2 separate regions of the Homo sapiens genome follow, and region 1 is linked to region 2. The links are chromatin loops, found by intact Hi-C in ENCODE. Cell type or tissue: sigmoid colon. All regions are shown on one strand. Each heading gives the region's core, and the rest is flanking DNA. Links, peaks and the distances in the headings are about the cores only.

Region 1 (17,075 bases), core at 4,823-12,822, 1.8 Mb before region 2:
TTTATATTCAAACATGCAGATAGACTGAAAGTAAAAACGTGGAAAAGAAGAATGGAAACCAAACCATAAGAAAGATGTAGTGGCTATACTAATGCCAGAAAAAATATAACTCAAGACAAAAAACTGCACTAAACTCTAGAAGATTGTTTTGTAGTGATAAAAGCGTCATGAGGAAGATATAACAATTACACACATATATGAATTTAGCACCCAAGCTTAAAATTACATGAAAGAAAAATTTTACAGAAGTGAAGAGAGAAGTAGACAATTCAACCATGATAGCTGAAAAATTTAACACCCACTTTCAATAATGGATAAAACATAGCAGAAAATCAAAGGCAAACAGAAGACTTGAACAATGCTTTATAGCTTGTTTAAGTTTATAGGCTTATGCCTAGCAGACATAACAGGCATCTATACAACACTCCACTCAACAACAGCAAATACGTATTCTTTTCAAGTGCACATGGGACAAACTTTAGGCTACACTACATGCTCGCCATAGGCATAACCTCCATAAACTAGAAATGAATGCAATTTTTCCCCTATCACAAGAGAATGAATTAAAGGCTAAAGGAATCATTTTTCTTTCTGAAAAAAATAAATATGGACTTTCATAATGCACATCCATTCACATTTGTTGCATGTCAAATATTTCTTACACACATGGGACCACGTTTATATAGGGCAAAACAAAGCCAGTGGTGACCACGAATTATTAACAGGTCTGCAATAAGATCACTTAGTAAATTTCTAATCCATTCAAAAGTAATGGATTACGAAAGTAATCAACAACAAAATAGTTGATAGTGTAACTGCCTCTCCTACTGACTGTATGAAACAATGAATACTGTGGTATTACTTCTTTACTTCTATGCACAGAAGGCTTTTAGTAGATAATACTGGACTTCAAGCATGAAAGAGTTATTTGCCTATCTTCTTTTGTCAACTGTTTAATATTGGATCTCAGTAAAATACTTCACATGGCAGTTTCATCTTAACTAAAACATGCAACATCCATAATCCAGCCAACGATCCCTGTTCACATAAACAAGCCTTTGTGTATAGACAAGGGAAGGAGGCAAGGGCTTTGGGAGCTATGTTCCCGGGAAAGGAAGAAAAGCATTTTCGTAGCAAAACTGAAGTGGAGTGAAGTAGCTGGAAGTAACTGAAAGTACAAATGCTAGTTCAAGACATTTTATCTCTAGAGTATGTACACAAAGTCCAATCAAGACAAACTGGAATGAATGAGACGTGTAGCCACAAGCAGACAGCATCACACATGACAGGAAAGTAGTGTGCTCCCCTGAAAGCTCCCGTTTTCATAGCTCTGCAGGCTCTAATAAGGTGATGTCTTTAATGAGAATTCAAGTACTGAGGATAGTCCACTGTGCACTAATAACGGAACATCTGGACAGAGCATGAGTAAAGGCTAAGAAAAACGCTTACAAATCAATTATAAGACATATGCGGTGGTCATAAAAGGCACTATACACTCTTATTTTAAAGACTGTCTGATTGATACATATAAACTTCTACCCCACTCCACAGGGAGGAAATTTTTTTCAAATTTCAGGCACTAATCATTACCTTTACAGTGATTTTCATCCCAAGGATACACACAGTTCTGGAGTCCATTGCAGACCAAAGTATTATTAATACACATGTTACTATGGCAGAAGAATGTGTTGCCTTCACAAGGAGCTAAAAAGAAGAAGAACAAGACAAAGGAGGAAAGTTATAACTGACATTCAGTAGTAAATCACTCACATTACAAATCTAAAAAAAAAAGATTAGAATAATTTGCCACAAACTGAGATAAATGATCTGCCGTGCGATTTTCAGAAACGGTGCCGTAGTGGTAATTATTTCTTGTGTTACTAAGAGTGCTGGCATTCCTCTAGAGAGGCTCAGCTTGTAAAAATGCCATAGGGTATTTTCCATCATTAAAATGAAGAACATTATCCACATTTTTTTAAGTAGGCATATTTATTTAGCAAACCTGAAGCATCTACCATGGGCATAAATTATACTTTATACAGAAAGAATGTATAAATTTAGTTTTACTGTGCAAAAACACCTAATAGAAATTTTTAAATAATTTTGAAAAACATATACTTACCAAGTACTAATGAATAACATACACTAAAGCAAACCCTGTAACATTACTTAAGAATACGAAAAAACAAAATGCCATGGAAATTCAGAATCATGAAAAAATTAATCCTGAACAACATAAAAAATATATTATGCTTATTACATTTAATATATATGGTGATAAAATTAGCTTACTACGCATGTATTTCATACATTCTAGTGATTTGATGTACAATGATCATTATCTCCAGATTACAATGCACATTGAGGGGACTGAGAGGTAAAATATGAACTTCAAGAAGGTATAAAATATGGCTAAATAATGATGAGAAAACATGAGTTTAATATAGCAATGTAAAATGTTAGATATGATTTCAATATAAGGAAAAATACATTTCTTTCATTATTGGAGTGACAGAATATTTTAAGTGATCAGTCTTTATAGTAATATTGCATTGTGGATGGTTGCTTACAGAAAGTGCTTTTAAAGCTAACTTTTGTTTTTACCTTTGTATTCACTCCATGTATCAGATAAAATGCAATTCTAGTGTTTCTTTTTTTCAATAAAGGCTCTACAATCCTTTTAAGGACAGGCATTCTAGCAAAATCTATTGCACATGAAACATATGAATTTCCAATGATTGACAAATGAAGATATATTAATGATCAGTACTATTTAGACACTGCAGTCATGTTATAATGAGTTTATTTTTCACTTTCAAAACTGTATATTACATAAGTTTTAGAGTTAGCTTCTTTACTATATTTGCTACACTAACCACAACTGTCAAAACAATACTTTGCAATTTAATATACTTAAGGCAACTTACTGTATTTTAATACTCCGAGAGAAATCCTTTAAAAAAAAACACTCAAATTCTGAAAACCAAAAGTAAGGCAAAGAAATAGCTAATTCAAGCAATGTGATTCTTCCTGGTTCTTCATCCCCTACCTCCTCCCCCAACCCAAACAGTTCCCTCTCTGTTCATTTTGACTTTATGTTCCTGGTTAAAGAGTAAAAAGCATATAATAGTAATTTTGGAAAATGAAAATTAAGAGTAGAAAATATGTAGTAGTCATTTTGAAAAAAAAAGTATCACGCTTAACACTTTATTTTGCTAATGATTTGTTAAGTACTGTTCTGTATAAACCTTTCATAATGTAAAATTTAACAATCCAGTATATTATTGTAAAGACCTGCTCTTTAGTAAGCAACTAAATTTGAATTTCTGTAGCTGACTATAATGGCTTTTGCAGAATTGATAAGGTCTGTTAATTAGATAGTGAATGTTGTCAAAATTTGTATGCAGCATATAAAGGAGATTTTGGCAAAGTTTATATTAGAATGGTTGTAAAATGCTTTTGTAAAAATGCTTAAAATACTTATTACCTAACAAATTGTAGTATACGTTTTGAAAGTATAATTACCCATCAAGTAGGAAATACCTTTAAAAATTATATATTTACCGACCTTCTATGAGTTGGAAAAATTATTATAATTATTAAATAGGAAGGGGTAGTTTAAAATTTAAACATATAAATAAAAATAACATTGCATTCTGGTAATCGAGTGAAGTGCATTAGTATGTTGGTAAGAGCACTGAAATTTGAATTCCAAATAATCCAAATGGGATTGTGTCTGTTTCTGCTGCTTGGTAGTTGTGAAACTATCAATGTTCCAGGATCAGTTACTACATATTAGTGGTTTTACCAAGAATGCAATAAGTAATTCAGGAATGTCAATAAATCACATTTTAACATGCTTTTTCACATTAAATAATTATGCAAATATGCCAGTTAATTAGGAGTTAGCCTCCCTTTTGTTTGTGGTGCTTTTTTTTTCTTTGTGTGTGTGTGTGTGTGTGTGTGTGGAGGAGGGGGGTGGGGGTGTTTGTAATATCCTAGGTATTTCTCCATGTATTTTCTTCCTTACTTTTGCTAATAAAGAATTGCTGTGCAAATGAAAAATAAAAACAAGTAAGCAAATCCTGATATGGTTAAGAAGCAATGTAGAGGCTGGGCGTGGTGGCTCACGCCTGTAATCCCAGCACTTAGTGACTCTGAGGTGGGCGAATCACCTGAGGCCAGGAGCTCGAGACCAACCCGGCCAACATGGTGAAGCCCGTCCCTACTAAAAATATAAAAATTAGCTGAGCATGGTAGCACATGCCTGCAATTCCAGCTACTCGGGAGGCTCAGGCAGGAGAATCACCTGAACCTGGGAGGTGGAGGTTGCAGTGAGCCGAGATTGCGCCACTGTACTCCAGCCTGGGTCTGGGTGACAGAGAAAGACCCTATCTCAAAACAAACAAACAAAAACAAACAAACAAAAAAGTAGCAATGTATAAAATTGTACATACCTTTGGCAAAAATAAATTTTGTTTTATAGACACCCAAAGTATAATATTATATTGGGTTCCGAATTTCCTCGTTATTGTCTGAATCTCTCTCTCAGAAATGCATATATGCAATGATGCACTAAAGACTCTCATTTCTCTCCTGGTTAAGAACTACAATGGCACCAATAGACCAAATCAAGCCTACATTCTCATTGCTCTTTCGACGACTTGCGTGCACTCGGTGCACCAATGTGTGTAGCCCATTGCTCCTAGCACACTCCTGACCTATCCGGCACCGTGTCCACACACCACTCCCTCCTTCTACCTGCCCCAGATACCCCTTCTCCACTCTGCCATCCAAATCACATCGGAACCCTATAATCTATAAACCTGTCTTAAACAGTCTTACAATATTATTCCAATCTATCAGAAAACTTAGCTGTTCCTTAAGTCCTATTTCACATGTAATTTTTAAAGTTTTAAGAGTATATTTTATCATCTTTTTTGTATATATTTGAGGCTTGTGACTATGCTTTTTTAAAAATTAATGTTTATGTTTAATCGCTCATAATGGCTTAAGCTTACTAGGCTTGTAGTAAATATTCAACAGATATTTTAACTGATTAATATTACTTAGCAAAAGGTTAACTCTGACTGGGTTGCATACCTTAGTATTCCAGAGAGCAGAAGACTCTGACAAATGTGTTTATTGGTTGAGAACTAACCTTCAAGGCCATGGTCTTCCAATCAAGGCCACGGTCTCCAACGCAGCATGTAGTGGCTATGGGCAGCATGTATTCTCAGAAACTAAACTCAGCATCCTGTCTTTGCTTCTTTCACTATTTCTGACAAAGCACATATTCCTCGACCAATTTACATAAGACTTATTCTACTTACGAGATTCAATATTCATCATTTAAGCTATTGTCCCTTATAAACCAGCTGCTTTATTTCCTAGTGATTTCAAGGAAAGTCAAAATTTATTTGTAATAAAGTGGCAGCCAAAGAAGTAACAATCCAAATGCCAAGTACCTCACACAGTTTCCAGGGTCACAAGAGGGGACACGCAACTTTATACTTGTTTCTATCAGAATAGCAAATAGAGCTTCCCATTGACGTTAAAACACTAAGAACATAGATGGAACGATTTGCTATTGCTTTTTGTCACTGAACTACTTGAAATTGTATTTAGACACGAGACCCTCCAACTAACTTGATTTCACTTTATTGGGTTTATTGACATCACCATTTTATCATCCAGATCTAACGACCCAAAGAAGATGGAAATTGATTTCTATTAATGAAGCAAAATATTCTAGTCAGCCAAAATAATGTCCTGTGTATAAGCATATCATTGCTCTTGATTTAAAGCACTCACCTAGAAAGTAGACACTACAACACTTCAAAATGAACCTTTCTTCACTGTTTCCTCCTCCCACATACACCAATACATATGCATTTGTGCAAAGCATTCATTTGTGGCTGTGCAATAGACTGTAGATTAAACACAGCTCAGAGAGTACTTCTCCACACACATCAGCCTGGGATTGAAGAGTCCTGCCAACAGGACAGAGAGCCCAGCTGTGATTTGGGCTGTCAGGAGCGATAATCCTTAAGGACAGATTGCTTCCTCGTGAGCAAAAGCAGGTTTATAAGAGTGTGTGGTGTGCAGTGATTAAGTCCCTTGCATCCTGGCCACCTGGTCTCTGACTCCCAGGGTTGCCTCTTTCACACTCTTTGCCCTTGAGCTGATTAACCTGTAAGTTGCTCAGTTACCACATCTGTAAAATGGGGATAAAGATAATACTTACCCAAGCGACTTAATAATGCACAGAATGCCGTATAGTGTCAGCAGCATGAATACAAACATTACAAGACAGAATTGTAAACCGTTTTAGGAGAGTACTGTGCAGAGACTGTGGAATCAATATGCCTGATTTTCCAACGTGAGTTACGTGATCTTGAGCAAATTCACTAACTTTTTCAGTTTCTGTTTATATCTATATAATGGGGATAATTATAACTATTACATAAAATTTAAGAATTAAATGTGATAGATCTTTAAAAACCATAACAGATACTGTCATATGGTGTATGACAAAAGAATGTTACCTGTTCTTGAACTACCACCACCGTTACCAAAACAAAAGCAAATGAAACAAAACAAAAAACTTAAAATGTTAAGATGTATGACATAAAATGTTAAGATGTATGATATAAAATGTTAAGATGTATGATATAAAATGTTAAGATGTATGATATAAACGTGACTTAACTGACATTAAATTTTCTAATTTGTAAAGTGAAGAAAATCATTCACAGATCCCTTGTTAAGACTACACGAGAATGCATATTTGAAAGTCGCGTCAAGGAGTTCTCTGAAGCTAAGACCTCCTAGTTATCTTTGTACCTTGGAGAATATGCCTTTGCTACAACCAAGTCTAATATGAAATACTATGTTTCAATTCTACAAGAAAAGCAGAAAACATAAATTATGCATATTAAATAAAATACAAATACGTATTGGAATGTGTTTGTACTACTTAATAGGAGGAAGGTTTAGCTGTGTAAGATATTTAGCTGTGATACTCTTTTTTTAACAGTTTAATGAGACCATCAAGATAACAGGTATTTTCTAACATCCAATTGTTAAGAGAGACATTCAGATCCCATCTTGGAAAAGCAAGCCAGGCCATATGTAGAACAGAATAGCTCTCAACCTTGGGCTGCAATCTAAAAGAAATGTTTTTGCAGACATGTAAATGATCCGATAGAATTGAGGCTTGGATAACAGGGACAGTATCAGCTTATAATTTTAGTAACAAAATCTTCACAGTAATTTAGTAGATACATCCTGATTTTGATGTTATCTATGGGTACCTTAACTCTAATTTAAAAATTCCAATAAAATAATCTTCAGTTAACATTTATTCAAATACTTTATAATAAATTCTTTGGAAACAAAATTTAGTACAATATTTTGCTGAGGAGAGGACCTTTAAGACTAAGAAATATGGTATGTTAGTTTTGGTGAGTCTCAGGGCCTTGCACCCACTGAAAGATTCAAAGAAGTCATGAGGTAAAATATGCCTGTTTAACTTTGTTTAATCCAAATATTTCCAATCTTACTTGTTTACCACTTAAAATTTTAAAAACTAAAACTTGGCAAAGTGTTCCATTGTGTCCAGAAATCATTATAGTGATGGAATTCTTAATTCTTAAAAGAACATAGAATAGGGTGGGAGATTATTAACATGTAAAGTTGGGTAAAAAATTAGAATACACTTTTTTTTTTTTTGAGGCTGATTTTCGCTCTTGTTGCCCAGGCTGGAGTGCAATGGCGCGATCTCCACTCACCGCGACCTCTGCCTCCTGGGTTCAAGTGATACTCCTGCCTCAGCCTCCAGAGTAGCTGGGATTACAGGCATGCACCACCACGCCCGGCTAAACTGAGAATACACTTTTTAATTTATGAAAACTCACATACCAATGCACTTATGTAAATTATTTCAGAAATGCAAAAGCCAAAATGTTGGCAGTGATGATTTCTAGGATTTACTGAAATTATATTTACCTTTTTTGGAGAAATTTTCCATATATACTTTTATGTATAAGTATATGTATATATACATTAAAAACACACAAAAAAGTTTTGTAATTAAAGGATAACTCATAAGTTTGCATGAAAAAATACGAAATGTTAATCAAAAAAGTTAATTTTCTCTTTCAGATTTTTAAATCAGGAAAATAGTTTTTACATAGCACCTTTGCTTTGCTCTATTGCTTCATTACTCTTGAATTCTGTTTTTAAACCCTCATCTATTCCCATTATTACCACAAGGTGGCGAACTTACATCAGACTTCAGTGAAGGAGCTTTTGACTCCCTCATGGGGATGATTAAAATAAACCATGAAAGCATGTGCAGTAACTCCTAAACCTATACATTACTAATTCTTTAAATAAGCAAATTATGTAGCAGGGGACGACAAATCTCTTACATATTTTAGTCATGTAGGAGAAGATAAAATAAAGCCACAACACTCAAAATAAAGGTAGATTTACATAATGTATTTAATAAAGAATCATAGAACACATTGTTTTTTAATGTGAAAGGTCTAGTTATAGATGTACCTCCGATTTTAGTGTTTATCTCATGTGGATTAACACTGTTTCAATTCTGTAACTTAAAGGTTTTTAATTTATAATAGCTACTTTAATGCAGAATCCACTACGCTTATTCTATTAGATTTCGTTTTTTTTTTTGAAATCCAGAAATCTGCTAAATAATATTCAAGAAATATTAAAACACATTGAAATAAAAACAGGCAGATTTGAGACACTGATGTTTCAACTATCCATGATTTATGGTTAATAAAACTATCATTGGTAATTTGTTCAACGTCAAATAAGTCATCATATTACATCACGAAAAATTGGAAAACGAAGTGATCCTTGATCATATTCTCCTAAAGACTCATTACACCACTGGAACACATGTTCCCTGGACTTAGGGTCTGGCTCTCTTCACCTCCCCTCCCCAGTCCACTCATCTTGTTCTCTTCAGACATTCTTGCTTCTTGCTTTCCTCAAATTATTTTAACTTCTTTAATTTTGAGCTTCGTCTAAAACACCCAGCTCTGTGCTGGCCTGTGTGGGCACAGCCACAGGCTGTCTCACACACAGAGTCACACAAACTCATACACCACACACACACTCACAAACACACACACCATTCACACACACACTCACACATTCAAACACAGTCATACACACACCACACAGCCACAGTCACACCTCTAGGTCTCCTACTTCTGCTCTTTATTAATTCTTCATCATTCCCTGATCTTTAATTTGAATGGAAATGCTCACAAACACGTATGGAAAAGCAGCTGGGGGAGGAAACAGCTTGGAGTATGTATTAGTCCGTTGTCAGGCTGCTGTGAAGAAATACCCAAGACTAGCTAATTTATAAAGAAAAGAGGTTTAATTGACTCACAGTTCCACATGACTAGGGAGACCTCAGGAAACTTACAGTGTCTTCATGTTGGAAGGCAAAACAGGCACTTCTTACATGGTGGCAGGAGAGAGAAGTGACAATCAGCGAAGGGGGAAACCCCTTATAAAACCATCAGTTCTCATGAGAACTCACTATCATGAGAACAGCATGGGAGGAAACTGTCTCTATGATTCAATTATTTCCACCTGGTCCAGCCCTTGACACGTGGGGATTGTTAAAATTCAAGGTGAAATTTGGGTGGCGACACAGAGCCAAACCATATCAGAGTACATTTACATCTTCTTGCTTTATTTCTTGGGTTCAACTTTTATCAGCCTTGAATATTTACTAAAGCTTACTTTTTTAAATTAAAACTTCTAACCCTTGGGATGGTCTAGAATCTATTACTCTGTTTGGTGAGGGATGGAAGCAAAGCTTAACACTTACATGAATATGTAAATATGACACATATCAACATTCTATAGTTAGGTCATGAATTCACATTGAAGAGCAAAATCTAGCATACTTACTTTTATTTATTACTAATGTTTATCAGTTCAGGTAACTAAGGTGATTTTCCCCCTGCCTTCTCAGGCCGCTATGCTAGTGTCTTACAGACCCCTGTAGCTGAGCCCCCTGAGGCTGTCACAGGTCCCTTATTTCCTCTGTCCTCTCTCTCGGCAATTTTCATCAGACACAGAGCCCCCACTAACGAGGGGGCTTACATCCCCAGCTCTGACTACTGTGTGAGATCCAGACTTACCCTGAATATTGAAATTCCTACTTAACGTCTCCATTTGGAACTGTAATTACCATCGCAAACAGAATATGGCTGATGGGCCTAAGCAAAATGATTATCACCCTCTTCCTCTTATCCACATTTTCCTTTTTAATTCTCACCTCCCACACCTTCCTGGCATTAACAAAGGGCACAACCATCCCCTCAGGTGTTCAGGCGAAAGGCTCAAGACCATCCTTGGGTCCTTTCTTCCCCGGATACCGTTGAGCCAGTGGCCATCTCTTGCATGGCTCTATCTCAATACAAAGCTCTTGTTGAGGTCTCCACTGCTGTGAATGAGCCAGGCCACCATTCACTGACAGCAATCTTACATGGAGTTCAGGGACACAGAAACCATGGGGACCTTGGCCATCTGAAAGTATAAATCAGGCCACATTTCACTTTGTTGAAGACACCCCAAAACACTTTCCAATAATGTTAGGTTAATTTCCAAACTCCTTGTACCCCTTAGTACACAGCAAGTGATTTATATTCTCACAGCCTCTGCTCACCCTAAACATTTATAGAATTCTTCCTAACCTCAGATGTCACCCACCATAACCACCAGGTCATCCTGCCCTCATCCTTCCCACCACATCACCCATGTTGGTTTTCCCACAATACATACTAGGGCTTGGGCTGATCCCTTTGAGTTAACTTATCTGTGCCTTGTTGCTTCCTCTTAAAAAGTCTGGCAACCAGATGTACCACTTTGTAGATGCTTCATAAATACTTGGTGACAGACTATATATCACAATAAAAATTCTTTTTTTTTTTAATTGGAGATGAAGTCTCACTCTGTTGTCCAGGCTGGAGTGAAGTGGCATGATCTCAGCTCACTGCAACTTCTGCTGCCCAGGTTCAAGCAATTCTCGTGTCTCAGCCTCCCGAGTAGCTGGGATTACAGGCACCTGTCACTGTGCCTGGCTAATTTTTGTATTTTCCGTAGAGATGGGGTTTCATCATCTTGGCCAGGATGGTCTTGAACTTCTGGCCTCATGATCCACCCACCTTGGCCTCCCAAAGTGCTGAGGTTACAGGCGTGAGCCACAGTGCCAGGCCAGAATAAAAATTATTTAAGCAACACAATGAATATTAAATGCCATCTTCTCATTAATGTCTGACAATGATCTTAAATTTTTAAATAACAGCAAAACTTTAAAAAATAAACTTGAAAGAAAATAAAACATTAGAGATATCAATTATGAGTAATCAACTGAAGATGCAAATTTTTAAAAACTTCAAAAATGTCATTAAAAATACATAGCTTGGCTGGGCACAGTGGCTAACATCTGTAATATCAGCACTTCGGGAGGCCGAGGTGGGTGGGTCATTTGAGGTCAGGAGTTCAAGACCAGCTCGGTCAACATGGTGAGAACTCATCTCTACTAAAAATACAAAAAGTAGACTGGTGTGGTGGTGCATGTCTGTAATCCCTCTACTCAGGAGGCTGAGCGGGGAGAATCGTTTGAACCCAGGAGGTGGAGGTTGCAGTGAGTCGAGATTGTGCCACTGCCCTTCAGCCTGGGTGACAGAGTGAGACTCAGTCTCAGAAAAAAAAAAATATGTGTGTGTGTGTGTGTGTGTGTGTGTGTGTGTGTGTAGCTTGCTACTATCATTTTTAATTGTGGTACTCTACACAAACAAAAATATAAAAAATATATAAAATATATTTGGCCATCAGAACTTCCCACAAAACAATTTTTTTCCAAAACAAATGGAAAAATTTCCCTTGTCAGCACATTGAAACTTAAAATGGCCCATAGGCTATGTAATTAGAGGAAATGACATTTTATTTGAAAAATGGTGACCAGACTTGAGGCCAGAAATAGATTTGTGTATCTTTTTTTCATGTCCTTTATCACCTTCATAGTTGTTTTGAAAAATCAATATGTTTTCAAAACTCTGTTCCAATATGACTTTTACTTTGAAAATATCCAGTATTATCAAGATGTACATATATTAATCTGTTTTTATACAAGAAATTCTGTTCACAAATTTCAATTTGATCTCACACATATTTATGAGATTCCTCCCCAATCTTTGTGCAAAAATTACATATTCTTACTGTTCTGAGAGATATTACATTAAGAAACACATCTTCATTGGAAACTTACATTCCATATATAAAAAATCTTTCCTTGTATGTGGGGTGAATTTATCCGTTATTATCATAATGTATCCATTATTTTATCTTCCCTAGAAATTACTACATACTTTTATACTTCCATTATGTCTGCCTTGATTCAGCCCCACAATGATCTCTTCAATGTGTGTAGTTAGACATTACAATTACAATAAGGAGGGTATTAAATATCTTTGGCATCTGCATGCTGATTACTATTAGGCCCTGGACATGTGGGCCAGTGTTGGTTTTCATAATATGTACATGTCAGTAGCAGGTGGCTAGTTTAGACACATTATTCTTTTATAAAGGTGCAATACTTGCTCTCATTGAACATGCCAAGTCCCACAAAGGGGGCCTGCAGTAAATGAAGATTAGAGCCAAGCGTAAACACATCACCATGACCTCAAGCTTAAAAATCTGCTAGTTCAGAGGCTATCAATTAAAAATAATAATTTTCTGTTTCCATATAACAAACATATGCTGTGTATTTTCAGGGGCAGACATAAACCACAATGGTTGTAAAGCTAGAATCAGACACATTAATATGTATTATTCCCAATGATTCTACTAAAAATTACAGGAAATTTCCTGCCTTTATTCTTGTCCAAGTGATTCCTTGCAGACCCACACACTTTATTTAAAAAAATTATTCTAAATGGTTCGATGGAAAGTTCTGCAATATTTTCTCAGTAACTCAATGAATAGGCAAAGAAGCAAAATTACTTAAGATACTTGTTTTGGTCAAATTACTTAAGAAAATTAACTTTAAATTTTAAGTATTTCATCAAACTACATGTCTGTACACATAATACTTCTTCAATGGTTTAAGTAACCATATCAGTAATAAAAGTCCATCGATAATTCATTTCAAATATTAGAATACTTTTGACAGTTGTTTTCTTTATGGTGCCATCAAACTCAATCAAAAGCTTTAAAAAAAACAGGAAGGAAGGGAGGTAAGAGGAAGGAAGGAAGGAAGGAAAGAAATGAGGGAGGAAAGGAGGGTTGGTTGGCTTCTGGTAGATTATACAATTTTATTTCATTTTCCTTTGCTCAATAGCCTCACTGTATTTGAAAGTGTTAACTACCCAAGTTTCAGTATGTTGTTATCTCACTAACGGATACAATACTAGCCACCTTCTGCTGACCATTTGCTACGTTCCAGACATACATTTAAAACTTTCAGTTGCCCTGTGATGTTTTCTCTGTTTTACAGAAAGGAAATTGAAGATTAAAGTCCAGGCATCACACGTAAGAAAGTGGAAGAACTGGCTGACACTGAACATGTGCTCTTACACATTGTAATTCCATTTCAGATCTTTTTCAAAAGCAAAACAATTTTCTGAAATGGCTACTTTGTGATTCTGGTTCTAAAAACGTTTATCTTTTATTTTAAAATTTCAAACACATCTATACTTGCCCAAAGTCATATTTAAATCTTTAGGACAGATTAACTTTTTTATTTTTTTCTACAGTAATAAAATATTTAAATTAAAAATAAATTCTTTATATAAAAGAACACTTATTCAATAGCAAGGTGTGAAGGCAGACTTGTGTTAAGATGTATCTTTATCAGTTGACATTGTATACCTTTGGCCTTAAAGTCAACTTAATAATTGCTTTCAGAATTTCAGTCAAAGACCCCATCAGCTTAATACAAACAAGCAAAAACAACACAGAAATACAAATTCTACTGTGGTCAAATAAATAATGGCTCTCCAAGTTGTCCACATCTTAGTCCCACATCCTGTGAATGTTACTTTATATGGAAAAAGGGATTTCGCAGGTGTGAATAAAGATTTCAAAATGAAGAATTATTCGGGATTATCCAGTTAAGCCCAATGCAATAACAAGTAAAGAGAGATGGAGACTGAAGGCACAGAGGTGATGTAACAGCAAATCACAAAGGCACACAAAGATGCTACTCTGGTGGCTCTGACAAAGTAGAAGGGCTATGAGCCAAGAAATACTGCTCTAGAAACGGGAAAAGGAAGGAAATGTACTCTACACTGGAGCCTCTTATGGGGCAGCAGCCTTGCTGACACCCTGGTCTCAGCCCAGTAAAACCTGTTTTAGGAATCCGCACTCCAGAAGTGTAAGATAATAAAGTTGTGTTATCTGATGCTTCTAAACATATGCTAATTTGCTACAGCAGCAATGGGAAACTAAATGCCAAGTAGCAGATTTCTCAGGCAATCTGACTTTGACTAACCAGCCTTCTGCCAAAGTGGCCGTCGCTGTACAGCGCGGCAAGCAGGGACAGGAGAGGGCAGTGATGAGAAAAGTTAAGATGAGACTGCTGATGGAGAGTGGCAGTTTCCAGCCAGGATACCCTGACAACTCGTGTCATAATTAGTCCTGGAATGAATCCAAGGCTACATTTTTTTTCTAATTATTATCTGTCTTTAAGTTACCAAAGTGAATTCAAGGGTGTACGCACTCATATCAAGGGGAGAGAAAGGCCAATACTGTATCTGGTGGGCTTACCGTCAGGATCTGTCATGCAGTAAGTCAGTCATCAGTTGAATGTCTCTCGGAAGATAAATGGTGGAGAAATTCTATTACAGAGCAGAGTTATTATTTAGTCTGAAAACAACATGTCAGTATATGGCAATGTGATATCCTCGAAAACTGTATTAAAACTCTACTGATGGGTTCTTTTCTGATATTATAGATGAGTCAATTAACCCAACATAGAAAATAATGTACATACTCTTGCTTTCCTAGACTTAATACATCTTTTCAGAAATTCCTATTTGTTGCTTTGTAAAAAAGTGTTTACCAAACCAGTACATATTTATTTTAGAAAAATTAGAAAATACAGGCAAAAATATCGTCACCCAAATATAACCATTAATATCTTCATCCCATTGTCTTTTACATATATGTATTACATATATAATAGATGACATGTATTAAATGTTTATCCCATGTAGTTACAAGAGTATAAATGTAATGTACACGTGTTCGCTACTTGCTTCTAACCTCTTGTTTCTTAACACAGTAAAATATCAGTATCAATCTACCACATCATCTTAATAAAGAGTATATGTACATTCCCAGAACCATTTAACCAATCTACTTAAGCATTTTTCCATGCTTATAAATATGGACTCATCAGCAGTATATATTCCTAGAGGTAGTATTTCTGATTCAGAGGTGATATTCTATCTTTGTTCCCTATTTTGGAATTTTTATATATACTGCTAAATTGTCCTTCAGGAAATATTTTGTTTCCTATAAGCAGTGCATATGCTTTTATTTCAAGATTCCATCTCCAACATTATTTCATATTTTTAACATTTTGATAGATGAAAATGACTCATTAAATTATAAATTTATGTATTTGTTTACTAATATGTTTACATGTTTGCTTCTTATGCTTACAGGGTATTTATGCTTCTCTTATGAATTAATTATGCACATTTTGGCCCCATTTTCTATTAGAATGCTTATCTTTTTCTTATTTTTGAATATAATCATTATTTTTTATAAGATACAAATATGTACCTGTTGCCTGCTGTTGTCTTACCAATTATTCTCCAGGTCAACTTTTCCATATTTATTTTGATTATGATGTTTCTGTATTAATAACTATTTGAAATGTATGTATATTTGAATATGGTGATTTTTTTCTTATCAATAGTGTGCTTTATGTATATTTTAGGAAGACCTGCCAATATTTAACACACATTCAGCAATTTTCTCAGCATATGTTGTGTATTGTTTATATTTAAATCTGCACCATCTGGTATTTATGCTACTATATGACATACATAAATAAATATTTCCTATATTAGTAAAGTGGTCTTAATCCTTTTAAGATACATCAATCATGGCAATTCACAAGGTGGCGGCATTAAGATTTATAGTAAGACTTCAATTTACACTTTGGCCTAAGTTACGGTTGGTAACACTGCTTTCTCCAGTACATAACATTTTCTTTTCGTGGTGAAATATATAGTGAATAGAATGTCTTTTGATCTTAGTATTTACACCAAACTTGTAAATTGTGTTTGGCCTTGCTTATTCTAGAGGAAAAACTAAACAGTGTTGTGAAATATTAAGAGAGAGGATTTACATTTTTAACTCCCTCTTCTCTTTGATTCTTTAAAATAACTCTAAATTGGAAAATGTGTTAATTTATTTTTCCATAACTAACAAAGTTATTTAAACTCATCCCATTTAAATCTGAAAGAAGTTAAAAAGGATTAAAGTAAGTTGATTATTTTGAAGATATTTTGGTGTTTAATCTCAGAGGGTTATTGAGTTATAATTTATAATTTTTTCCCTTAGGATCCATTAAATTTAGTTACTGAGATTATATGACAATTTTACTTAGTTATTACAAAATTAAGAATTTGCATTATCCAAGACAGAATGAAAATTATGTGAACAAAAGGCAGATGGCAGGCTATATCTTGTTCTAGACAGGAAAAGATAATAAAACTGAACAGTGAAATAAAATCAATCACTGTGTCAGTAGAGCAAATATCCAGCTAACGTAAACAAACGCTGCAGAGAAAAACTACACACAAAGAGAATTAGGCTTCTTAGAGTACAACCTTCCGTGGGTAATTTACTAAAATAAATGAGGGAGTATGTGGTGGGAGTGTGGCACAGAATACCAGATATAAATGAACATCTGAAGTGAGTCACACACTTGAGTTGAATCTGAGTTAGTGTGGAAGTGCGGTGCCTTCAGAGAAGCAACCATCATATTCATCTTCGAGCCA
Region 2 (8,000 bases), core at 1-8,000:
CAAGTGGGGTTCCCCTCAGGGTCCCATAGCCAGTGGGAGCTTACCACCCTCAGCTGGGCAACCGCCTACCCCCGCCGAAAAGACTCTCTCAGTCCAGGACTCACCCTGCGCATCCCTAACCCCAGCCCCCGCAAGCGCAACTTCCTGTTCTTCAGCTCCTCTTTCTTCTTTTTGCAAGGTCAAAAGCCAGGAATAACCTTTCGACATCCCTAGATTTTCAATGGGTGATGAGAGTTTGGATCTGTGTCCCTGCCAAATCTCATGTTGAGATGTGATCCCCAATGTTGGAGTTGGGGCTTGGTGGGAGGTGTTTGGGTCATGGGAGTGGGTCCCTCCTGGCTTGGTGCTGTCCTCACAATAGTGAGTGAATTCTTGCAAGATCTGGTTGTTTAAAAGTGTGTGGTGCTTCCTGCTCTTGCTCACATTCTTGCCATGTGAGGAGCCTGCTCTCTCTTCACCTTACACCATGGGTAAAAGCTCCTTGAGGCCTCCCCAGAAGCTGAGCAGATGCCGGCACCATGCTTATACAGCCTTCAGAACCATGAGCCAATTACACCTCTTTTCTTTATAAACTACTCAGCCTCAGGTATTCCTTTATAGCACTGCAAGAACAGCCTAACACAGAAAAGTGGTACTGAGGAGTGGGGCATCGCTATAAAGATACCTGAAAATGTGGAGGCAACTTCGGAACTCAGTAACAGACAGAGGTTGGAAGAGTTTGGAGAGCTCAGAAGAAAACAGGAAGATGAGGGAAAGTTTGCAACTTCTTAGAGACTGGTTAATGGTTGTGACCAAACTGCTGATAGTGATGTGTGCAGTGAAGTCCAGGCTGATGTGGTCTCAGATGGAAAAACTGATTGGGAACTGGAGCAAAGCTCACCCATGTTATGCCTTAGCAAAGAGCTTGGCTGCATTGTGTTCATGCCCTAAGGATCTGTGGAATTTGAACTTAAGAGTGATGACTTAGGGTATCTGGCAGAAGAAATTTCTAAGTAGCAGTGTTCAAGATGTGACCTGGCTGCTTCTAACAACTTATGTTCAGGTGTGGAAGTAAAGAAATGACTTAAAGTTGGAATTTATATTTAACCCTTTTCCTGGTTGCCCCAAGAATACTCACCAGTGGCACTTGTGGCTGCAGCATTTACCCTGAGATAACTTTGCCATGAACTATCTTGCTTTTATTATTATTTTCACATCACTCTAGTATATTGACTTTGGAAACAACAGACATCATTCTATTTATGGCATTCTGGTTTTAGTTAGTGGTATTTCCATTAACAAAATGTAGTAATTTTCAACTGCTGAAAATGTCAAATCCTAGAAAACGTAGCATTCCTACACGTGATGTTAACATTGTTCTTGAACAATTGTGGGTCAAAGATTCATTTAATGAATCTGAAATAGATGTTCTGATGATTCTGATGTTAGTTCTGTTTAGAAAGAACTCCCCGAACAGTTTTTATATTTTATTTTCACATTGAAAATCAGTCAGATTTGCTTCAGCCTCAAAGAGTGAGTTTATATAAAATTAAATGAGCACTGGCAGTGAGCTGCACTTTTTTTTTTTCTAAATGGGAAAAAGATTAAAAGGAAAGCAGAGCATAAAGTTTGGGAAATTTTCAGCCTGGCCATGTGGCAGAGAAAGAAAAATCATTACCAGGAGAGGAATTTGAACAGGTTGCAGAGCAACCACTTGCTAGAGAGACTTGCGTGACTAAAAGGTAGCCAAGTGTTAAAAGCCAAAAAAAATGAGAACAAGGTCTTGATGGCATTTCAGAGACCTTTGAGGAAGCCCCTCTCACCACAGGCCCAGAGGCCTAGGAGGACTAAATGGTTCCATGGGCCAGACCTGGGACAGCACTGCTCTGTACAGCCTCAGAAGGCTCCAGTTGTGGCTCAAAGGGCCCCAGATACAGCTCAGGCCACTGCTTCAGAACATGCAAGCTGTAAGCCTTGGCAGCTTCCACATGGTGTTAAGCCTACAGACACACAGAGTGCAAGAGTAAGGGAGGCTTGCCAGCCTCTACCTAGATTTCAGAGAATGTATGAGAAAGCCTCAGTGCCTAGAAAGAACCTAGAGGTGGAGGGGTGGAGCCCTCACAGAGAGCCTCTACTAGGACAGGTCAAAAGGAAACTATGGGGTTGGAGTCCCCACATAGGGTCCCCACTGGGGCACTACCTAATGAAGCTGTGAGAAGGGGGCCATCATTCTCCAGACCCCAGAATGGTAGATCCACTGGCAGCTTACATCCTAACCTTGGAAAAGCCATAGCGGTGGAGCTTCCCAAGGCCTTGGGAGCCCACCCCTTGCAGCAAAGTGCCCTGGATGTGGGACATGGAGTCAAAGGAGATTATTTTGGAGCTTTAAGATTTAATGACACTCTGCTGGGTTTTACACTTGCATGGGGACTGGAGCCCCTTTCTTTTGACTGATTTCTCCCTTTTGGAGTGGGAACATTTACCCAATGCCTCTACCCTGATTGTATCTTGGAAGTAAATAACTTGTTTTGATTTTACAGGCTCATAGGTGAGAGGAACTCATCTCCAGATGAGATTTTGGACTTGGGAGTTTGGAGCTAATGCTGGAATGAGTGAAGGCTGGGGGACTATTGGAAAGGCATTATTGAATTTTTTTTTTTTTTTTTGAGACAGTCTTGCTCTGTCACCCAGGCTGGAGTGCAGTGGTGTGATCTCGGCTCACTACAAGCTCTGCCTCCTGGGTTCATGCCATTCTCTTGCCTCAGCCTCTCAAGTAGCTGGGACTACAGGCACCTGCCACCACGCCCGACTATTTTTTTTTTTTGTTTTTTGTTTTTTGTTTTGTATTTTTAGTAGAGACGGGGTTTCACCATGTTAGCCAGGATGGTCTCGATCTCCTGACCTCATGATCCTCCTGCTTCAGCCTCCCAAAGTGCTGGGATTACAGACGTGAGCCACCATGCCCAGCCCATTATTGTATTTTGCAATGTGAGAAAGACATGAGATTTGAGGGGCCAGTGACAGAATGATACAGTTTGGATACGTGTCCCCGCCTAACTCTCATGTCGAAATGTAATCCTCAATGTTGGAGGTGGAGTCTGGCGGGAGGTATTTAGGTGCTGTCCTTGCAATAGTGAGTTTATGCAAGACTGGTTGTTTAAAGTGTGTGGCACCTCCCCGATCCCTCTTGCGCCTGCTCTGGCCACATGACCTGCCTGTTCCTGCTTCACCTTCTGCCATGAGTAAAAGTTCCTTGAGACCTCCTCACAAGGTGAGCTGATGCTGGCACCATGCTTCCTGTACAGCCTGCAGAACTGTGAGCCAATTAACCCTATTTTTTTTTAATAAATTACCCCACCACAGGCATTTCTTTATAGCAATACAAGAATAGCCTAATACAGATAACTAGTTCAAGGTCAAGCACAACTGTAACACACACACACACACACACACACACACACACAAACAAAAACAGAGGCATGGAGGAACAGGAGAAAAATGGATGGAGTCTCAGATCCCACTCAGATGGTGAAGGCGGGATTCATGTCCAAAGTCAATGTCCATGAACCTGGACAGCAAATTGACTATAGCAGGCTGCCCTGCTCTGTGGGGAAAAGGGAGGGAGAGGAGGAAATTCATTAAGGGAGGGAAGATGAAGTCGTGCACTTCCCCTTGTCAGACCCCTGCTGTCAGGGCCACTGTCAGGTCAGGGCATCAGGTCAGTCTTTTATTCGAGACCAGGGCTAAGCTGCTCTCCCCAGGCCAGAGGAGGAGGAGATTCCTGCTGAATCTGAACTATTCTCTCCTAACAACAATCATTGTTTTCATATTTTTTTCCTGCAGCTTATTTCCTTCTTCCAACTGTCCTTTTTTATTTTTCACTGTAGAGGAACACCAAATAATTTTTTTAATGGAACTTGTCTGAAGGAAAAATAAAAGCTCAAATGTTAATGTAGATGGATCAATTGGATCGATTGCGAAAAAAAAAAACAAAAAAAAAACCAGTAGCCACTGTTGTCTCCAAGAGCCTTTATTGAAGCCTTCCTCACACCTGAGCTCCCTCTCCGGCTACTGGAGGGCCAGAGGAGTCTCTCCCACTGGCTTCATCTGCCGCCCCTGGCTCCTGGCTAAGTCCCACAGAGCTGGGCTGGATCTGGCTTCAGCCTTCTGAGTGCAGGGTAGCCAGGGAGTTCATGAGTGGCTCATCAGCACCACCTACTGGACGCAGTTCTTACCTTGACCTTGCTTTTAACCACTGTATAGCTTCCTCTATCTACAGTTCTCATATTCAATAATATATTTGTATTGTCAAATGAGTAGTTATAGCTATGATTATTTTTAAAATGACTGTATTGTGATATAATTCTTATACCTTACAACTGGCCCATTTAAAGTGTGTAATTTTAATGGCTTTTAGTTTATTCAGAATTGTACAACCATTGCCACAATTGGTTTTATAACATTTTCATCACCCCAAATTCATTAGCACTCCCTTCCTATTTTCCCACTGGGTAACCACCAATCTACTTTCTGTCTCTATGAAGTTACCTACTCTAGACTGTTACGTAAATGGAATCACAATACATGGCCGTTGTGTCTGGTTTATTTCACTTAGCACAATGTGTTCAAAGTTTGTCTACACTGTAGCATGTACCAGTACTTCATTCCTTTTTATGTAAGATAAAAATCATTTTGTATAGCCAAATAATATTTCAGTGAAATATACCACATTTTATTTATCCATTCATTCATTAATGAACATTTGTCTTGTTTCTGCCTTTTGGCTACTATGAATAATGCCGCTATAAACATCCACTTACCAGTTTTTGTGTGAACATATGTTTTCACTTGTCTTGGATATGTACTCAGGAATAGAATTGCTGGGTCATATGGTGACTCTATGTTTAATTGATCAAGGAACTTTCCGACTGTTTTCCACAGTGGCTGTAGGCTTTTGCGTTCCCATCAGCAGTACATGAAGTTTCCAATTTCTCTACATCTTTGTCAAAACTCATTAGTGTCTGGCTTTTTAATTCTAGCCATCATAGAGGGTAGGAAGTTGTGTCTCATGTAGTTTGATTTGTGTTTTCCTGATGGCTAATCATGCTGAGCCTAAACTTTCCATGTGTTTATTGGCCATTTGCATATTTTCTTTGAGGAAATGTTTATTCAAATCCTTTGCACATTTTTAATTGGGCTGTCTTTTATTATTGAACTGTAATTGTCATTTATAGTCTCAACATAAGTCCTTTATCAGATATATGATTTGCAATCCCTCCCCCCACATTCTACGTGTTGTCTTTTCATTTTCTTGATGGTGTTCTTTGGTGCACAAATGTTTTTATTTTTGATGAAGTCCAATTTATCGATCCTGTCTTTTGGTGTCATATCTAAGAAACCATCACCTCATCCAAAGGTAGGAAGATTTACAGCTATTTTTTTTTAAGAGTTGTATGGTTTTAGTACTTTCATTTAGGTCTTTGATCATTTTGGGTTAGTTCTTATATATGGTGTGAGGAAGGGGGTGAAACTTTATCATTTGCTTGTGGATATCCTATTCTGCCAGCACTATTTATTGAAAAGACTGTTTTCCCCCATTGAATGATCTCCGCACCCTCGATGAAAATCAGTTGATCATAAATGTGAGGATTTATTTCTGGATTTTCGGTTCTATCCAATTGATATGTATGTGTGTCCTTAAGCCAGTTCACTCTCCAGAATATTTATAACTATTCTTAAACTTCACAATTTCCTCTCGATTATTATCCAGCAAAATTCAGACCCTTATTAGAACGTTTTGATACATTCTCCTACTTCAAAATGAGGAAACTTCCAGAGGTTAAAACTTCTGCCCTGAATGCCTGCCCTTCTCCAAGCTTACCCTTCCTTCCCATCAGTGTTCAGCACCAGTTTCCTCCAAGATGCTGCTGTTGACCATCCCCACCCCATGATGGGACATGGTCTGCGTTTCATGGCACATCTTACTGCTTTCCTGACAGCTGGTGAGCTCTCTGTCCTCTCAGAGCCACACATTTTTCTATAGCTCTTTGGTTGGGTCCTCGGCCACTGTGAGGCTCCCAGTCCCTGATGACAGCTGAGGAAATTCAGGCTCAGAGAGGTACCCGAAGGAGTACAGCTGGGATCTGGCAGGGCTGAACTTGGTGTTGGCCCTCCTGACTATTAGGCCTGTGGTCTCCCCGTGATGCCACCCCGACTGCACTGCTTTATCCACATGCCCTCTTCCAGCATTGACTCTCACTCTGCCACTTTGTTTTGTGAACACAGGTTCTCTGTGGTCACTCAGATTTTATGCCAGCTGAATCCTAGCTGAAAAGTTCTTGAAGCCTGAACATCCCTGTAGCATTTCAGTGCTGATCTGACAGAAGGTAGAACAGCCTGGGAGTGGCTTTCCTTTTGGGCATGGGATGGATTGACCCCAGGTGCTGAGTGACACTCTGGTTAGGGAGATGCACTCTTTATTGCCGTCTGGGACATTTTCAGTAGGACCAGATGTTTTGTTGGAAGTGAATTCCTAGAAGAGACAGAACACAGCTCCCTGTGCACAAATTCATTTCAGATGCACTGTGCAATGTGTTGGGGGGCTCGTCAGTTTGGATGCTCCCCAGCTCACCTTCACTCTATGGGGGCTTGAGGCCAAGGGATGGGCAGGAGCATGGAGGAAGATTCAGCAATGCATTTGGGAACACATGGGAAGTGATGGAGGGGCCCTGCATGGTACCCCAACAAGGGAGGAGGTCTGGTGGGAGAAGCAGGTGGGCTCCACCATGTAAGACCTGGGAGCCATGGGGATATTTGCTTTACCCCAAGGGCAATGGGACCTCTTGGAAGAGTTAAAACAGGGAGTCTTGCGATCTGCCCCACCTTTAAAAAGATCACCCAGGCTGCTTTGTGGAGGGTGGATTAGAGGAAGCCATGAAAATGACAGAATGAAAAGTGAAATATTCAACCAACTGCTTTTCAAACAGCCTTGCAGATGCTCCATTGTAAAATAAGCAACATCGGCGGGGCCACACCCATGATGAGCGTCCTCTCAAGGATGCTCTTGAGCACATCTCTCTCTCAAGGTCTCGGGGATGGCACTGAGACTTCACCAGCCTAGTTCCCCTTGTTCTCCCCGCAACCCCTGCTCACCTCCACCTACGGAAAGGTGGGCATTTGAAGAATCATAGATTAAACAAGTCAGAATTTGATAACGTAAAACATCTCAAACATTTAAAACAATAAAAGATGGGATTCCAGAGACAAAAATAACAGAGACAGGCTGGGTTAAACTCTCCCCTCCTTCCTCCTGCTGCAGGAGGGTGGGTTTGGCTTCTAAAGTGGAGCCCAGCTGGTCTCCTGGGGATAGCTGGTGGCTTTCCTAGCCAAGAACCTGACGTAGGCGGTCTGACCAAGGGCTGCAGCCCCCTTGGCCCTTCCCAGCCCTCGCTCCCTCCCTCCTCTTCTCCAGCCCGCCTCTGATGGCTCGGGCTGCACTGGGGGAGATGTTGCTGATGGCCCCTCCAGATGTGCAGGTGGCCCCTGGGTCTGATGCTGGCAGCTCCCACTCCAGACAGGGCTCTGGGGGGCCTCTGTGAAGGGGTGACCTTGCCCACTTTGCCACAGGACCTTCCTGTCAGGGGTCAAGGAGGAATGCTGGCTCTTAGGCTCCCAAGGACACCCAGGTGGAGTCATCCCAGAGGTGGACGGGCTGGGGAGACTGAGAAGGGGTCAGGGAGGGGAGAGGAGGGAGGAGACAGGGTTGTGGTTGGGTCTCTCAGAGATGGGGTTGCACCATGTTGGCCAGGCTGGTCTTCAACTCCTGACCTCAAGTGATCCGCCCACCTCGACCTCCCAAAGTACTGGGATTACAGGCATGAACCACCACCTCAGACGTTTTTCTTCCTTTCCTGTTAAAGTACTGTGATTTCAGGAGCCAGTGGAAAGAAACCCCACAACACTGGATTTTAGGCATTGCTCAGAAATTCTTTTGTCTAATAGAGCAGTTCATCACACATGGA

Evidence for each region. Hi-C counts contacts between places; a loop is a spot of excess contacts. Peaks named below come from ENCODE experiments on the same cell type or tissue, not always from the same donor. Only the 100,000 strongest peaks of a DNase experiment are listed, where the experiment ranks them.
Region 1: a loop joins it to region 2, with 12 times the contacts of the local background. A loop is called at or near these places in 4 of 110 quality-filtered maps.

What each region holds. Positions count from the first base shown.
Region 1 is chr18:72,754,444-72,771,518 of GRCh38, forward strand. It overlaps NETO1 (neuropilin and tolloid like 1), which reads right to left. Exons shown (of 11, transcript NM_138966.5): 8 at 1,591-1,704. Among named protein-coding and RNA genes, the nearest start is that of MIR548AV, 90 kb to the right of the region's middle. In sigmoid colon, for the core only: a CTCF peak has its summit at 8,251 (motif pointing right); no DNase peak of the experiment used is centred there.
Region 2 is chr18:74,547,952-74,555,951 of GRCh38, forward strand. All of the region lies in intron 1 of CNDP1 (carnosine dipeptidase 1), which reads left to right. Among named protein-coding and RNA genes, the nearest start is that of CNDP1, 17 kb to the left of the region's middle. In sigmoid colon, for the core only: a CTCF peak has its summit at 4,204 (motif pointing left); a DNase peak (open chromatin) is centred at 4,170.